Linked DNA regions of Homo sapiens: regions 1 and 3 are each linked to region 2. Evidence: chromatin contacts called from ENCODE Hi-C or POLR2A ChIA-PET data. All regions are on one chromosome and are shown on one strand. Each heading gives the region's core, a stretch centred on a gene start or an enhancer-like site at or near the end of the contact. The rest is flanking DNA. Distances are from core to core; before and after follow the strand shown. Region 1 holds the start of LINC01800 (long intergenic non-protein coding RNA 1800). Region 2 holds the start of UGP2 (UDP-glucose pyrophosphorylase 2). Region 3 overlaps LINC02245 (long intergenic non-protein coding RNA 2245).

What was found. Hi-C counts contacts between places; a loop is a spot of excess contacts on that map. ChIA-PET counts read pairs that join two places held with the same protein, here RNA polymerase II (POLR2A). Pooled maps may share reads with other maps.
Region 1: a pooled map shows a loop between it and region 2 (4-fold over the local background). The contact joins the promoter of LINC01800 here to the promoter of UGP2 in region 2. A Hi-C loop is called at or near these places in 7 of 50 pooled maps. POLR2A ChIA-PET finds 5 or more read pairs at or near these places in 3 of 52 experiments (BJ, Caco-2 and HEK293).
Region 3: a loop to region 2 is called in a pooled map, with 10 times the contacts of the local background. The contact joins the enhancer-like site here to the promoter of UGP2 in region 2. A Hi-C loop is called at or near these places in 3 of 37 single-sample maps with no recorded cell type and 3 of 50 pooled maps.

The regions. Positions count from the first base shown.
Region 1 is chr2:64,860,344-64,865,011 of GRCh38, reverse strand. LINC01800 (long intergenic non-protein coding RNA 1800) reads left to right here and starts at 1,381. Exons shown (of 5, transcript NR_110224.1): 1 at 1,381-1,598. RefSeq lists an enhancer at 4,356-4,575.
Region 2 is chr2:63,838,799-63,843,336 of GRCh38, reverse strand. It overlaps UGP2 (UDP-glucose pyrophosphorylase 2), which reads right to left and starts at 1,441. Exons shown (of 10, transcript NM_006759.4): 1 at 1,133-1,441. The coding sequence starts at 1,151. It also overlaps a transcript of WDPCP not described here. RefSeq lists enhancers at 1,335-1,384, 2,255-2,434 and a silencer at 1,485-1,794.
Region 3 is chr2:64,912,743-64,917,472 of GRCh38, reverse strand. All of the region lies in intron 1 of LINC02245 (long intergenic non-protein coding RNA 2245), which reads left to right. Among named protein-coding and RNA genes, the nearest start is that of LINC02245, 17 kb to the left of the region's middle. RefSeq lists enhancers at 379-428, 799-988, 1,902-1,981. Within about 2 kb of position 2,177, at least 6 of the 41 ENCODE cell types and tissues checked have a DNase peak (open chromatin) inside an H3K27ac peak, as active enhancers do.

The DNA.
Region 1 (4,668 bases), core at 132-2,631, 1.0 Mb before region 2:
AGGTCTCCGGGGTGGGGTCCTGGGGGGAGGAGTGTCTGATTGGCGGCTAGGTTCTGTTTTTCAGACCAGATTAAAAAAAAAAAAAATTCCCCTGTCGCCTGGGGAGATGTCTCAGTCACTTTTCTCCAGCAGGAAGCTGCTTCATGTTGGAGCCTCCTGGGATTGGCAGAGTTAAAAATCCTTTAACCCAGGATGCCTTGGGCCTTTTGTTCAGCCCTGACAATAGAATTGGGTGGAGGGGGCTGGGAAGGCAAGTAGCTGGGTTAGAGATGCATCCGTGGGGTGGGGGTATGGGGAAGCTTGTGTTCAGCCACTGGGTACATGAAAGCAACTGTGTGTGTGTGTGTGTGTGTGTGTGTGTGTGTGTGTGTGTGTGTGTGTGTGTCGGGGGAGGGTATAAGGGAGCCCAGGGACACTGGGGCACCAGCTCGTTAACACGTGTGTATGAATGCCGGCTGTGCGCTTGGCAAATCCTTAATTACACAGGGAGAACTTCCTGAACCGGGAACTCAGTATCGGTCCCTGAAAGGTTGGGTAATGGCTTCTTCTTGCATCTGGAATCCAAGGGGACCAATCTCTCTGGCTCCCCTGGGCTCTCAGATTCTTCTAGATGTCTTTGTCTTCTAAAATTCTGGGATCCCAAGGGAAGACACATAGTTAAGGACACTCAGAAATGCATACCTTTCAACCCTACTAATCATCCTAAAACCTGTGCTTTCAACATATCACGTCCTTGATCTGTAACCCTCAGGGGCACCCACGATCTCCAATGACTGGGAGTGATGGCATTTAAGTCTTTCCACCATGCAGAAGTTTCTTCCCTCATTCCCCATGAATTCTCTCCTGTAGCCAGCCTGGCCCCTCATAACCCCTTGGATATACTGTATCTTGAATTCTCCAGCCTTTCTGCAGTTGCCTTCCTGGGACATTCATTCCCATGTTCACAATCTAGCCAATTGTATCCCTTCTCTATTCAGTTCTAGCATCAGTCAGTCAATCAACAAGCATTTATTGAAAGTCCACTATGTACAAGACATGTTCTAGGCCCTGGTAATACATCAGAGACTGAGACAAATACCTGTTCTTAAGGATTTTATATTTTAATGGGAGAAACAGAGTAGACTCATGGCTCACGCCTATAATCCCAGGACTTTGGGAGGCCAAGGCAAGAGGATCACTTGAGGCCAGGAGCTCAAAACCAGCCTGGGCAGCAAGTGTCTTCTTTTGCCTCTGCAAAAGAAAATTAAAAATAACAAAAAAAGGAAGCTAAACTAGAGTATTGTGGTAGAGGGGTGTGTGTGTGTGCATGTGGGTGCATCCGTGTGTGTGGTAGGTTGATGGGTGCTGTTTTATTTAGCCAGGGAAGGTCTCTTTGAGGAGGTGGCATTCGAGACCTTCTGGGTGGGAAGGAGGCAGCCATGTGGTGATCTGGGGAAGAGTGCTGCAAGCAGAAAGGCAAGTAAAAACAAAAGCCCTGAGGCAGAAATGTGCTCCTTATGCTTAAGAAACACCGTGAAGGCCAACGTGGTTGGAGCAATGTGAGCAAGAAGAATAGAGGGGCCTTGGGAACATAGGTAGCTGAGTCCTCATGGATCAAGGTAAGAAGTGTGGGTTTTATTTTGTTGCAGTGGGAAGCCTTTGGAGGGTTAGAAGGTGGGGAGTGAAGAAAACAGTTAAGATACTATTGCAAAAGTCCTGGCAGGAGGAGATTTTAAAAACCACAGTTGTGGCTATGGAGATGGTGAGATGTGATACTGGTTTCTGGGTCAGTTTTGGAGGTGGGAATAGATAAGGCTTACTGATGATCTGACCCAGGACTAACTGGGTAGTCCTATGTTGGGGGTAGGAGGTGGATCCATAATTGTGTTTGGGCCATGCCAAGACCTATCAGACATCAGGTAAATATGTGTAGACAGCTTTGAGTCTGGAGTTCAGATTTAAATTTGAGAACCAGCATGTAGGTAGTCTTCAAAGCAGTAGGCCAGAATAATTCCACTTAGGGAGAGAGTCAAGAAAGAAGGTAGCAGATGGCTGAGACTGATGCCACTCCAACCTTTAGAGATCTGGTAGGGGAAAACCCAGCAGAGCAGACTGAGGAAGACAGCCCATGACACTGGAGGAAAACCAGAAGATGGTGATTACAAGGAACTCAGCAAAGGAAGTATTTTGAGAAAGAGGATGTATCAGTCTGCTATTGCTAGGTAACAAACAACCACAAAAATCTCAATGGCATAACAGTAAATATTTATTTGATTCACAAAGCTGTGAGTCAGCTGGAGGTTGGCTAGATGAGGCTGATGTTGGCTGGGCAGCTCTAAGCCACCGTTGGGCTGAGCCTGCTCTGCATACATGTCCCTCACTCTTTTTGTACCTGCAGGCCAGCTAGGGCACATTTTTCTCCCATGGTGATAATAGGCACAAAAAAGCAGGTGGAAACATAAAATGCCTCTAAAGACCTAGATTTGGAACTGGCACCATGTCACCTCCTCCTACATTCCATTGGCCAAAAGGGGTCATGCAGCCACGCCCAAAGTCAAGGGGCAAGAAAGTACAGTATAGTCTACATCTAGCGGGAGGGACTGCAGAGTCGGATTGAAGGGGATAGGGATAGAGTGAGGCAGGACAAGAAATAGGACCCATAATTCAGTCTTCCACAGAGAGAGTGGTCAAACGCATTCAGTGCCACTGACAGGCCAGATGAATAGAGGATGGTGAACTGGCCACCAATGTGACCTTAAGATGTCAGTCATTGGCATCCTTGATAAGAGCTATTAAAACAGACAACTAGGGCTAAAAGCCCAGTTGGAGTGGGTGGAAGTGAGAATGAGAAGTGTGGAGGTGGAGATGTCAGTGTGTAGACAACTCTTTCAGGAACAGTCACTCTAAAGAGGGGCAGAAACATGGTATAATAGCAAGAAGGGGATATGAGGCTAAGGCTTTAGAGCTTTTTAAGTCCCATTTAACTTCCATGGAAAGGCTCTGGTAGGAAGGAAGAAATTGATGAACACAACAGAAAGGGGATAATTGTGCTGGCAAAAGGGGATGGGGCCCAGGGCACAGATGGAGGGCTCGGCCATGGGTGGTGGGTGGAGAGAATGCAGAGCTATAGGCATTCTGGTGGCTTTGGAGGGAGGTAGGAAGATCCGGCAACAGATCGTACCTACTTTCTCTATGAAGGATAGTCTGAGGTTACAGTGAGAATGAAAGAGGAAGGGGAGTTGAGAATATGCAGAGAGAGGAGAAAGTGTGACATTATTGCACTGCGGAGAGGGAAAAGGAATTTTCTAAGTAACTGTAGTAGGATTGTCCAACAGTTCAAATGCCTGTTTGAAATTTATGGCCAGAAATTTGAATTGAGTCCATCCAGAGTAGCTGGCCGATTTTCTTTAGTGGTGTTCAATTGCTCAGGTGCAGGTGTGAAGTAAACAGTTTGATTTAACCACAGCTGGGTTTTCGCCCAGTGAATACAATGGAGAGAGACCAGAGCAAGGAAGGTAGGAGTGTTTGCCAGGGAGATTTTGTGTGCTGGAGCATGGAGTTTCAGTTCTCAGCTGGCTGAGAACGAAGGCCTGAGGGGAGAGATGTCATGAGAAAACAGGAGAGTCATGGAATAGAGGTCTGAGATGGGAAAATTGCTGAGTCCAAGAACTAAAGTAAGTGACCTGGAGGACTGATAGGTGAAGGGATCTCTGGATCTGAGAGTTTAGAGATGGTGTAGACATTCATGGTTCCAAGATCTAGCATATGACCAGGAGGCTGAGGCAGGGCAGGAGGAATATTCTGCTAGGGCTAAGGATATTAACAGTCTTAGAGATCGGAGTGTTGGGTGGGTCATCAGCATAGATGCTGAAGTCACCAAAAATGATGATATGAAAGGAGATAGAGCCTGATACTAAAATAATCAAGGGTTGGGGGAAGTGACTAGGAGGGTGACAGATGACATTAGGAGGGGTGATTTGTGGCTTTTTTAATTAAATATTTTTAATTTTTAATACTTTTTAGAGTAGTTTCAGATTCACAGCAAAATTGAGTGGAAAATCCAGAGTTCTATATATCCACCCTCCTGGGAGCAGTGTCCCCCACTATCAACATTCCCCACCAGCATTTGTTACAATTGATGAACCTAAGTGACACATTATCACCCCGAGTCCACAGTTTACATTGATGTGAATGCTTTATTCTTACTTTACATTACTTTTGCTGTTGTACATTCTGTAGGTTTGAACAAATGTATTATGACATTTATCCACCATTATAGTATCACATCTAGTAGTTTCGCTGTGCTAAGAGGCCGGGCTTTTGAAAGAGGAAGGAGAAACCGTTTAGAAACTTCAGTGATCAATGCGGAGTACATCTTCAGGCCCTGAGCTGCATAGCTGGAGGGAGAAAAGAGCCTCTACTGGAGAGGGCTATAGGGCAGCAGTGTCCTGGGGGCAGGTGGGCTTCTGGAAGAAGAAAGTGAGGGTCCTAGTTTTGGAGGAGCTTGAGAGTAGAGGCCTGGGGTAAGACTGGGGAGCGCAGGCAGGGTGGAGGCAGGGTTGGCTGCTGGGTGCTCAGCAGTGTGGGGTCGGGCATGTGTGCTGTGGTGAGTGGGGGCGGCTGGGGCAGGTGGCAGGCCCTGGAGGGAGGTGGCAGGTCGGATACCCTCACCTCGCCCTGTTGTGGAAG
Region 2 (4,538 bases), core at 192-2,691:
AACATGAATTTGAAAGTCTAATAACAAGTGACATTTCTGAGCTTAGCGCTAAAGGCAAGCATAGCGTTCGATCTGTTTCGATAATAACACAGGCAGTCGAATTCTCTTACTTTAATCTACTACACAAAATTTAAAGAAGAGTTAATAAAGCGATGTAGAACTCAGTAGGGCATTTTTATTCCCAGGGTCAAATGATGGCCATTACTGACACAACTTTTTTTTTCCAAAAGTACACCTACATTTATCAGGAAGCATAATAAGTGTTTGTGAACTTTACTAGCTGTGTGTTCATCAAGATGGCTGAAGCTTTCACACACTGGAGTCTACAAGGAAAGAGTTTACTTGCATACCAGAAGGCAAATCTCATGCTACAAACTGGTGTCAAAGGTTTATGCCAGCACCAATTTCAGTGAGTACACCGTACACACATGCATTCATATACACGTTACTGATAATCTCAGTTGAGGCATTCCCTAACCCTTTTTAAATACACATGTGGAATTTAGAGAGCAGTTTTCAAACTTCAAAGGAACCTTAATCATCTTTTCATAGTTCAAAAAAGGAAAAAATAAACACAGCAATGCAGCAAAGTCATTTCTCCAGCTGAAATGACCTCCAGCTTCTTCGGGCTACTCCCAGTTTCGCAATAAGTGAATCTGAGACGCAAACCACGTACACACAAACGAAGTAGAAGCGGAGAACACTAAAGCTTCCCCAACAGTCCCGGCAAAACCCACCCGGCTTTTCTCAGTCCTCCCGCTTCCCCAGCCCTTCCCGTCTGCGTGCACGCACAGGTACCTTGACACAGACCAGGAAAAGAGAACAAGGATTAATTAGCAGCCAAAAATCCTGTTTTATCACTTACAGCCACTATCCAGGAAAGCGACGGTACTACTAACCTGATTTCAGGGAGGCAAAACTAAACCCAGCAGGGTACAGGAGCATAAATTATACGCGTCTGGAACGTCAACCCAGCAGCTCAAGGCAGCTCAGATGACAATTCAACGAAAAGGGTTTCGCAAATGTTATCTCAAATGAACATTTCCACTTCCAAACCACCCACCAACCTCTCCACTGTCAGTACCCAAATTTGCCTGAAGCAACTCGGGATATAAGCAGCAGCATTTCTTACCTTGTACAAATCTCGACATTTTAGGGGCTTAGTAAAATACTCCGGCTTTTTTTTTTTTTTTCTAGAGGAGTCACGCTACAGGGCAGGTCTCTCTTCCTCTCCTGCTTTAACAACCGATGTATTCTTTCTCCTCCTATATTTAACTACTTAAGGGAGTATTTATTCAAAGCGATTAAAACTGGCTCAAGAAAAAAGAAAAGAAAGAAAGAAACTCCTTCCCCAATTCCAAAAGACGGAAACTTGGTGCGACTGAGTCGGTTTGGGAACTCCTGAGCTCCGGACACAAATGAGGGCCAGCTGGAGACTCCCGGAAAAGGTAAAACCACACGAACTTAAATTTCTTCAATGAAAGAGGCGGACCTACAGCGGCTATTTCACCGCCCCCAAGTCCCCACGCCCTCCAGGGCTGTACTGCAGGAGGCACTGGCAGGCCGCGCCCCTAGCTGCCCCCTCCCCGCGCCGCCGTCCAGGCCCCAAACGCCTCCCCCGAAAACCCCGGTTAACAGCGGCTCCCGCCCAAGCAGGGGTCGGGGAGGCGGGCGAGGCCGGCCAGCGGGGGCAGTGCAACCATTTTCACCAGCCATAAACATCCTGGGACTAGGAGGCGCTACCAATTCCACGCTCTGGCTGGCCGACCGGTCGGGGCCTCAGCTCCCCGCCTTCCCGCCTCGAGCAGTGAAACCCGGCCGCAGCTTTTTCTCGGTAGGGGCCGAAGGCTACGCTGCCCCTCCCCCGCAGCGGACACTAAGGGGTCACCGGCTAGAGGCAGACCCGTGCACCGGCGCGGGAGTCCCAAGGGAGGGCACCGACCCTTCCCGTACATATTCTCGCCCCGCCTGCCCTGCGCTCCTCAGAAGCCCAAATTCCGCCTCCGAGACCACACAGCGGGCCAGCGAGAGCGGGAAACACACTCATCCAGGGGGTCGCCGGAAGCCCAACCCCGCCCCTCCTCAAGCCGCCAGCGAGACCCACCTTCCTCTTCCTTTAGCAGCTGGGAAATTGGGGGCGTTTATGGCGCCCCGGGAAGAAGGCTCGCAGGCTGAAAGTCACCTCTGAGGCGCCCTTCTCTCTCTCTCTCTTCCCTCACACATGCACACCTTGAGCCCCTCCCTAACGGTCGCAGCCCAGCTGCTAACCCCCCCTTGTCCACCCGTCAGCCGGCTCCCGACACCCACAGCCCCTACTTTCTCCTAAACACCTCCCCTCCCCCTCCATTCGGAGCAGCCCCTTCAATGCGGAAATGTCCCTGCCGCACGGACCGACAGGCGCAGCCGCCAGTCAGGAGCCGAGGCGGACGCAGGCTCTGGCCAATGAGACGTGTGGAGGTGGCAAGGGGCGGGGCGTTGCGGCACTTGAGAGCCCGTCGGAGTTGGGCACTGAGCAGTACGCGGGGATACCGCGCGTGGGAGCAGCACTTACGGCGGCGTTGCGGCCAGGGAAGCCTCGCCAGTATATCTCAGTGAGGGAGAGCACCTGAGCACGACTGGTTATTTTTCCAATCAGTAAAAATATTCCCGCTGACTAGGGACTAAAGAAAGCCCTGCGGATAGAGCCGGAGCTCCCCACCGCAGCTGCCCCGAGGGAGCCCAGACGCTTCTCAGGGGACGCTTGCTCCCCTCATCACATCTGGTTGGGGGAGGGTGAGGATGCGTTAGGGAGTAGGCATTGGCCTGTGTGGGCCAGCTAACAAAAGGAGGGTTTAGGCATTGAAGAAAGTGACAAGTGAAGGCTCCCTCACCGGAACCACCACCATCCCCATTGCCCCGGTTCCTAATCCTGTAGAGCTGCTGTGATAGGCGTTTACTTTTCTCTTCAACGTGGAACTGGCCTAAGTTACTCCTCAAGAGATGCTTTTCTTTTGGTAGATTCTTGAAGTCCTCAAGGAAAGAGGATGTTACACGGAACTTGACACTAGCCTGGGGACTGTTACAGGGCCAGCCCACGGCTTGTCAAATCACACCTGGTACCGTCAACCCCACCTGCATCTAAGACTCAGTGTGCCTGGCAGCGAGTGCATTTCAGACTTTGCATTTCCACTTTAAGACTCAAATAGCCCGCACCAGGGCAGATGATTTGCCAGCGCCTTCTCTTAAGTGCCTTCAATAAACAAGTACGGTAATTACAGAAGAGTTTGAGGCTTTGGGCAGCACTAATCAACCAAGGTAAAGTGAGAATTTTTTAATGACTCATTGTCTAAACAAAGGAACTTTGATTTTTTGGTTCTACGTCTTTATATGGAAATGTTATTAGAACAAACAACACAGAAAAGGCTAGTGAAAAATTGTTATACTAGAGAATGACAACCATTGGTACTGTGTTTCTTACATGAAATCCAAAAAGATTACACTCAAAAACCTCTCGGCCGTAAAACGAATTTTCCCCAGACAAAACAAGTGTCTAAAATCCAGATGTCTACAGTTTAATAACAGCATTTGGAGACTGAAGATCTTAACAAAATCTCTACATCCTTTGTATACAGTACAAAAATTGTTCCAGCACTGAAAAAGCAGTCTTTACCAATGAGCATTAGTACCAAAATAAAATACTACCGAAAGATTTGGGCCACGTAGGGTTACTTAGCCTGCAAAAGATGAAGGACAATGAAGAGATTTATTTGTTGTTGTTGTTTTGTTTTTGTTTTTGTTTTGAGACGGAGTCTTGCTCTGTCGCCCAGGCTGGAGTGCAATGGCACAGTCTAGGCTCACTGCAACCTCCGCCTCCCGGGTTCAAGCGATTCTCCTGCCTTAGCCTCTCGAGTAGCTGGGGCCGCAGGCTCGTGCCACCGCACCTGGCTAATGTTTGTATTTTTAGTAGAGGCGGGGTTTCGCCATGTTGGCCAGGCTGGTCTCAAACCCCTGACCTTGTGATCCGCCTGCCTCAGCCTCCCAAAGTGCTGGGATTACAGGCGTGAGCCACCGCGCCTGGCGAGTTTTTAATTATACAAGGTTTATTATAAGAAACGATGATCAGTTACTGTATTTTCTGCCTTCATGGAAGATTAAAAAGGAAATGGGTTTTAATTGCAGCAAGAGCATTTGTTAATATCTAAGAATGGCATCTTGATTTATGAGTGATTGAATATTGAGATATAGTACCAAAGGTTGTTGTACACTTGCTGCCTCAAGAACTCTCCAAAAAGTAACTAACTACCCATCTTCAGGGGCTACATCTGTAACTACTCAGTCACTAGTTCTTAGAGAAGTAGCACTCTAGAAGCTTAGTTTCCAAATATTTCCAAACAGTACTTATAAAATGAAATTTCTTTATACATCGGTATAAATTTAAATTTTGAACCCACAAACACTTTGTAAGCGAGCTTCCCACTCTCTCAGAGCCACTAAGAACAACCTCACTTGACAAATCCTGTGGAGATAGGAAAGAAAGAGGTGGAGTTCTTAATGGCCAT
Region 3 (4,730 bases), core at 928-3,427, 1.1 Mb before region 2:
CAAGGTCTCACTCTGTTGCCCAGGCTGGAGTGCAGTGGCACGATCTTGGCTCACTGCATCCTTGACCTTCCAGGCTCAAGTGATCCTCCTGCCTCAGCCTCCCAAGTAGCTGGGACCACAGGCATGCACTACCATGCCCGGCTAATTTTGTTTATGTTTTTGTAAAGACAAGGTCTCCCTATGTTGCCCAGGCTGGTCTCTAACTCCTGGGCTCGAGTGATCCTCCAGCCTCGGCCTCCCAAAGTGCTGGGATTGCAGGCATGAGCCACTGCATCCGGCCGAGGACACACATCTAACCACCACTCTGTCCTTCCAGTCACCTGCTCAGCAGAGAACATTCCCTATAGCAGGGCTTCTCAAACTCACACCTGCAGGAGGCACTGGGGAATCTTGTTAAAATCCAGATTCTGATTCGGCTGATCTGGGGTAGGGCCCAAGAGTCTACGTTTCTTTTCTTTTCTTTCTTTCTTTTCTTTTTTTTTTTTGAGACGGAGTTTCACTCTTATTGCCCTGGCTGGAGTGCAATGGCACAGTCTCAGCTCACTGCAACCTCCGCCTCCTGAATTCAAGCGATTCTCTTGCCTCAGCCTTCCGAGTAGCTGAGACTACAGGCACCTGCCACCACGCCTGGCTAATTTTTGTATTTTTAGTAAAGACGGGGTTTCACCATGTTGACCAAGCTGGTCTTGAAGTCCTGACCTCAGGTGATCAGCCTGCCTTGGCCTCCCAAAGTGCTGGGATTACAGGCGTGAGCCACTGTGCCCAGTCTGAGCCCAGTCTACATTTCTAAGGGCTCCTAGGTAATGTGGTGCTGCTGGTTCGTGGACCACACTTGGAGAGGTGAGGCCCTAGAGCAGCTGTCCAGTAGAACTTTCTGTGATGGTGGAAGTGCTCTAACTCTGCGCTGTGTCATACATCGCCACTGGCTGCAGGTGCTATGGAGCACCTGAAACATGGCTACTGCAACAGAGAAATACATTTTAATTTTAGTTCATTTAAATTAATTTGAATTTAGCCACATGCACATAGTGGCCTCCATACTGGATAGTGCAACATCCATCATGAGTGGGGGCTCAGGCTTGTCATTCAAGAGCCAAAATACCATGGTAGGTTAAAGCAAGACTATATAGGGTAACAAATTTTTGGAGTCATTAGAGATAGTATATTCAACACTGCTGTTTTACATATAAGGAAACTGGCCAGAGAGGCAAAGTGACTTGTTGCAGAGCCACAGAGCTGTTCCTGGCAGAGGGAAGGCTTCAGGTTCAAGGACAGCATTCTCCCTACCATGCCACATTTTGTTCTAGGCCCACTGACCTTCAAAAGAAAAATGTACATTTCCAATTTTGGGAAATCCAAGCTGGGTGTGGTGACATGTGCCTGTAGTTCCAGGTGCCCAAAAAGCTGAGCTGGGAGGATCATTTGAGCCTGGGAGGTTGAGGCTGCAATGAGCCGTGATTGCACCACTGCACTCCAGCTTGGGCGACAGAAGGAGACCTTGTCTCTAAAAAAAAATAATAATAAAAAAAAATAAAAGAAAGAAAATCCTCTATAAACAAAATGTAGCTGTTGGTAATAGTCAAATGCTATTTATTACTTTATACAACGTTTGAGGCAGTTAACCAGGTTTAAATGTTATCCAATTTCCTGAGGGAATTAACTGATTTTTGGCTACATTTGCAAGACCTGCATCACACGAAAAGAATCATCCCTTTTTATGGGATGTTTTGCAACACGAAGTTCTCTGGCAAAACCAAATTAAGACCAACCCCTGTTCAGGCCTCCCTGGTGTGTAGCTGGTGTCTTACCACATGGACTTCAGTGGGTACAGGTGTGCAAAGCAGTGATGGTACTCAGACAGACAACTGAACAGGTTGTTCTGTATCACACTGGAATGAAGGATTTACTTGATCTTTGAAAACATTTTTTTTCTGGTTGTAAGGCAATATATGTACATTATATAGAACTTGAAAATTGCGGGGAAAATACTGTGTTAGTTATTTGTTGTTGTGTAACAGGTTATCTCCAAAACCCAGCAGCTTAAAATATCAAACATCTGTTATCTCACTATCACTGAGAGCAGCTCAGCCAGGTGGTTCTTTTCTTCCTCTTTTATGGTCTCGTCTGAAATATGCTGGGTAGTTCTGACTCAGGGAGTCTCAAGAGGTTGCAGTCCAGATGTTGTCAGGGCTATTCTCATGTGAAGCCTTGGCAGGTTGCAGGATCTGCTGCTTTTTCAGCGTTGTGATCATAGCTCACTGCTGCCTTGAACTCCTGGGCTCAAGTAATTCTCTAGCCTCAGCCTCCCAACTAGCTGGGACTACAGATGGATTGCATCAGTGGCCTGCTAGGGTCTGGTTCTAAGCTCACTCATGTGGCTGTTGGCAGGAGGCCATGGCTGGGCCCCTCTATAGTGCTTCTCAGGACAAAATTTCCCTTAAGAATAAATGATGTGAGAGAAAGAGCAAGAGAGACAGTGTCCAAGATGGAAACTACAGCCCTTTATATAGCCTCAGTGGGGAGTGACGAACCTTCACTTCTGCTGTATTCTATAGGTCACCCAAACTCGCCCTGTTACAGAGTGGGAGAGGGCCACACAAAGGTCATGAGTACCAGAGGTGGGGTCGAAAATAAAACTCACCTGCAACCTCACTCTCCATAAACAATCACCGTGACATTATGAGGTGATTCCATATACATCTATTTACATGTACAGATTTTTTTCTGACTCTTACTTCATATGTTATTGTCCATATTTCCCCTCTATCTCCCTTTTCAGATGGAAATCCAGCTTTATTTAACCTCCTTTCCCTGAGGAAGAGGTACATTCAATGTTTATTATTATTATTATTACTTTGAGACAAAGACTTGCTCTGTCGCCCAGGCTGGAGTGCAGTGGTGTGATCTCGGCTCACTGCAACCTCCGCCTCCCGGGTTTAAGCAATTTTCGTGCTTCAGCCTCCTGAGTAGCTGGGACTATGAGCACGCATCACCACACCCGGCTAATTTTTGAAATTTTTTTTTTTTTTTTAGTAGAGACGGGGTTTCACCAGGTTGTCCAGGCTGGTTTCTGGTTTCCATGTTGCTGGTATCCCCTTATTCGATTATTTCAGCAAGGCTGATGTACTTCTTCCTCTTGAAAAACTTAAACTCATTCAAGAGTATGTGTTCTGAGGGGCAGGTGGGAGAGAAGGAAGAAGGCAGAAAGGAGAGGTGAGAATGGGGGGTGGGTGGTGTGGCAAGACTTCCGGGGTGACGCTGCAGAGGGTGCCTCTGAGGAATCGAGTCTCCGGGCCCACCAAGATTGATTCGTGTACCCCAGCCAGATGGGGGGCTTCCACGGACTGTGTGGAGTGGAAGAAGGCTGTATCCATGGACTCAAAAATCACAGGAGAATGCCAGTGTTTTGCAGCTATGGACGAGAGACCCCAGCACAACCATGGCAGTGGGAAACCCTAAAAATAACTGGGGACAAATTTTTATCAGGATGAATGAGAGCTCAGAGGCAGGACTAAGTTGATTAAAAGGAAATAAAGGAATCAAATATGTCTTGCCCATATAGTTTGTGGACTTATTCATACCTGCTACACACACACACACACACACACACACACACACACACACAACATTCTTTTCAAACTGTCATTTGTAGTCTTATTTTTGTATCTACCTTTTTTTCACTTCGTTTATGTAATGGACATGATGTAATGTCATTATCTGTACTTCCCAACCGTGTCCACAAAGTATTTTGTCATTTAGATTGCCACACATCACAATACGTCTGGCTTCACCTTCTGGGAGCAAGAAGCCAGGTTGCATTCCTTTTACTACCTAGAGATCCCACGCCCTGTGAACATCTCTGGAGAAACCTTCTCTTCCCTCCCAGGGAGCCCTTGGCCTTCATACTCCTAAGTCCTCATCCCCAGATACCTGCTCAGCCCAGCAGGCCAGCCAGTGCTGGGAACTCTCACCTGGGGGCCGGAGAATAGGGACACTGCTCCTCCCTCAGGAGTCTGGGGCTTCCTGGCTGCCACCAGGTGTCACCAGCAGCTTGGCAGGTGGGTGCATTTCCTGTCCCCAGCCACAGCAGAGACTCAGGCTCTTTCCTTCACCCTAGAATGGAGCTATTGGTTACCATGTGCAAGTTTTGTAAGAATGAAAGGATAAAGAAAAAAAAAGATGAAAATTATTGCAGCAATCATTGAGGCTGGCCACTGCATATTCTTATTCTGCCCCCCTGGAAGCATGGTGAAATCGTACTTCCCCGCCTTCTGAATCAGTGTTGGAGGCCAAAGAAAAGCGAGTGGAAGTGACACAGGTCACTTCCCAGTGGCAGGCTCACCAACCAATTTGCAATTTGCCACATTTTCCTTCTTCCTGCCACTACTGCTGTCCCGGTTCCAGACGGCGCCACTCCATCCGCTAGGCTCCCTGAGTAAGGAGGACATGGAGGACAGTCCCTAGCCACCCCAAGAAGGGCATGTAGGATGGATACAAAATAAATCTTTGTGGTTCTAAGCACTGAGATTTTGGCGTCGTTTGTTACCACAGCATAACTTAACCTGCCAAGATTGGTTAAACTTCTTTTTTTCAAAGAGACAGGGTCTCACTTTGTTGCCCAGGGTGGTCTCAAACTCCTACGCTCAAAGGATCCACCTGCCTTCTCCTCCCAAAGTTCTGGGATTACAGGCGTGAGCTACCATGCCTGGCTTATTAAACTTTTTAATAAA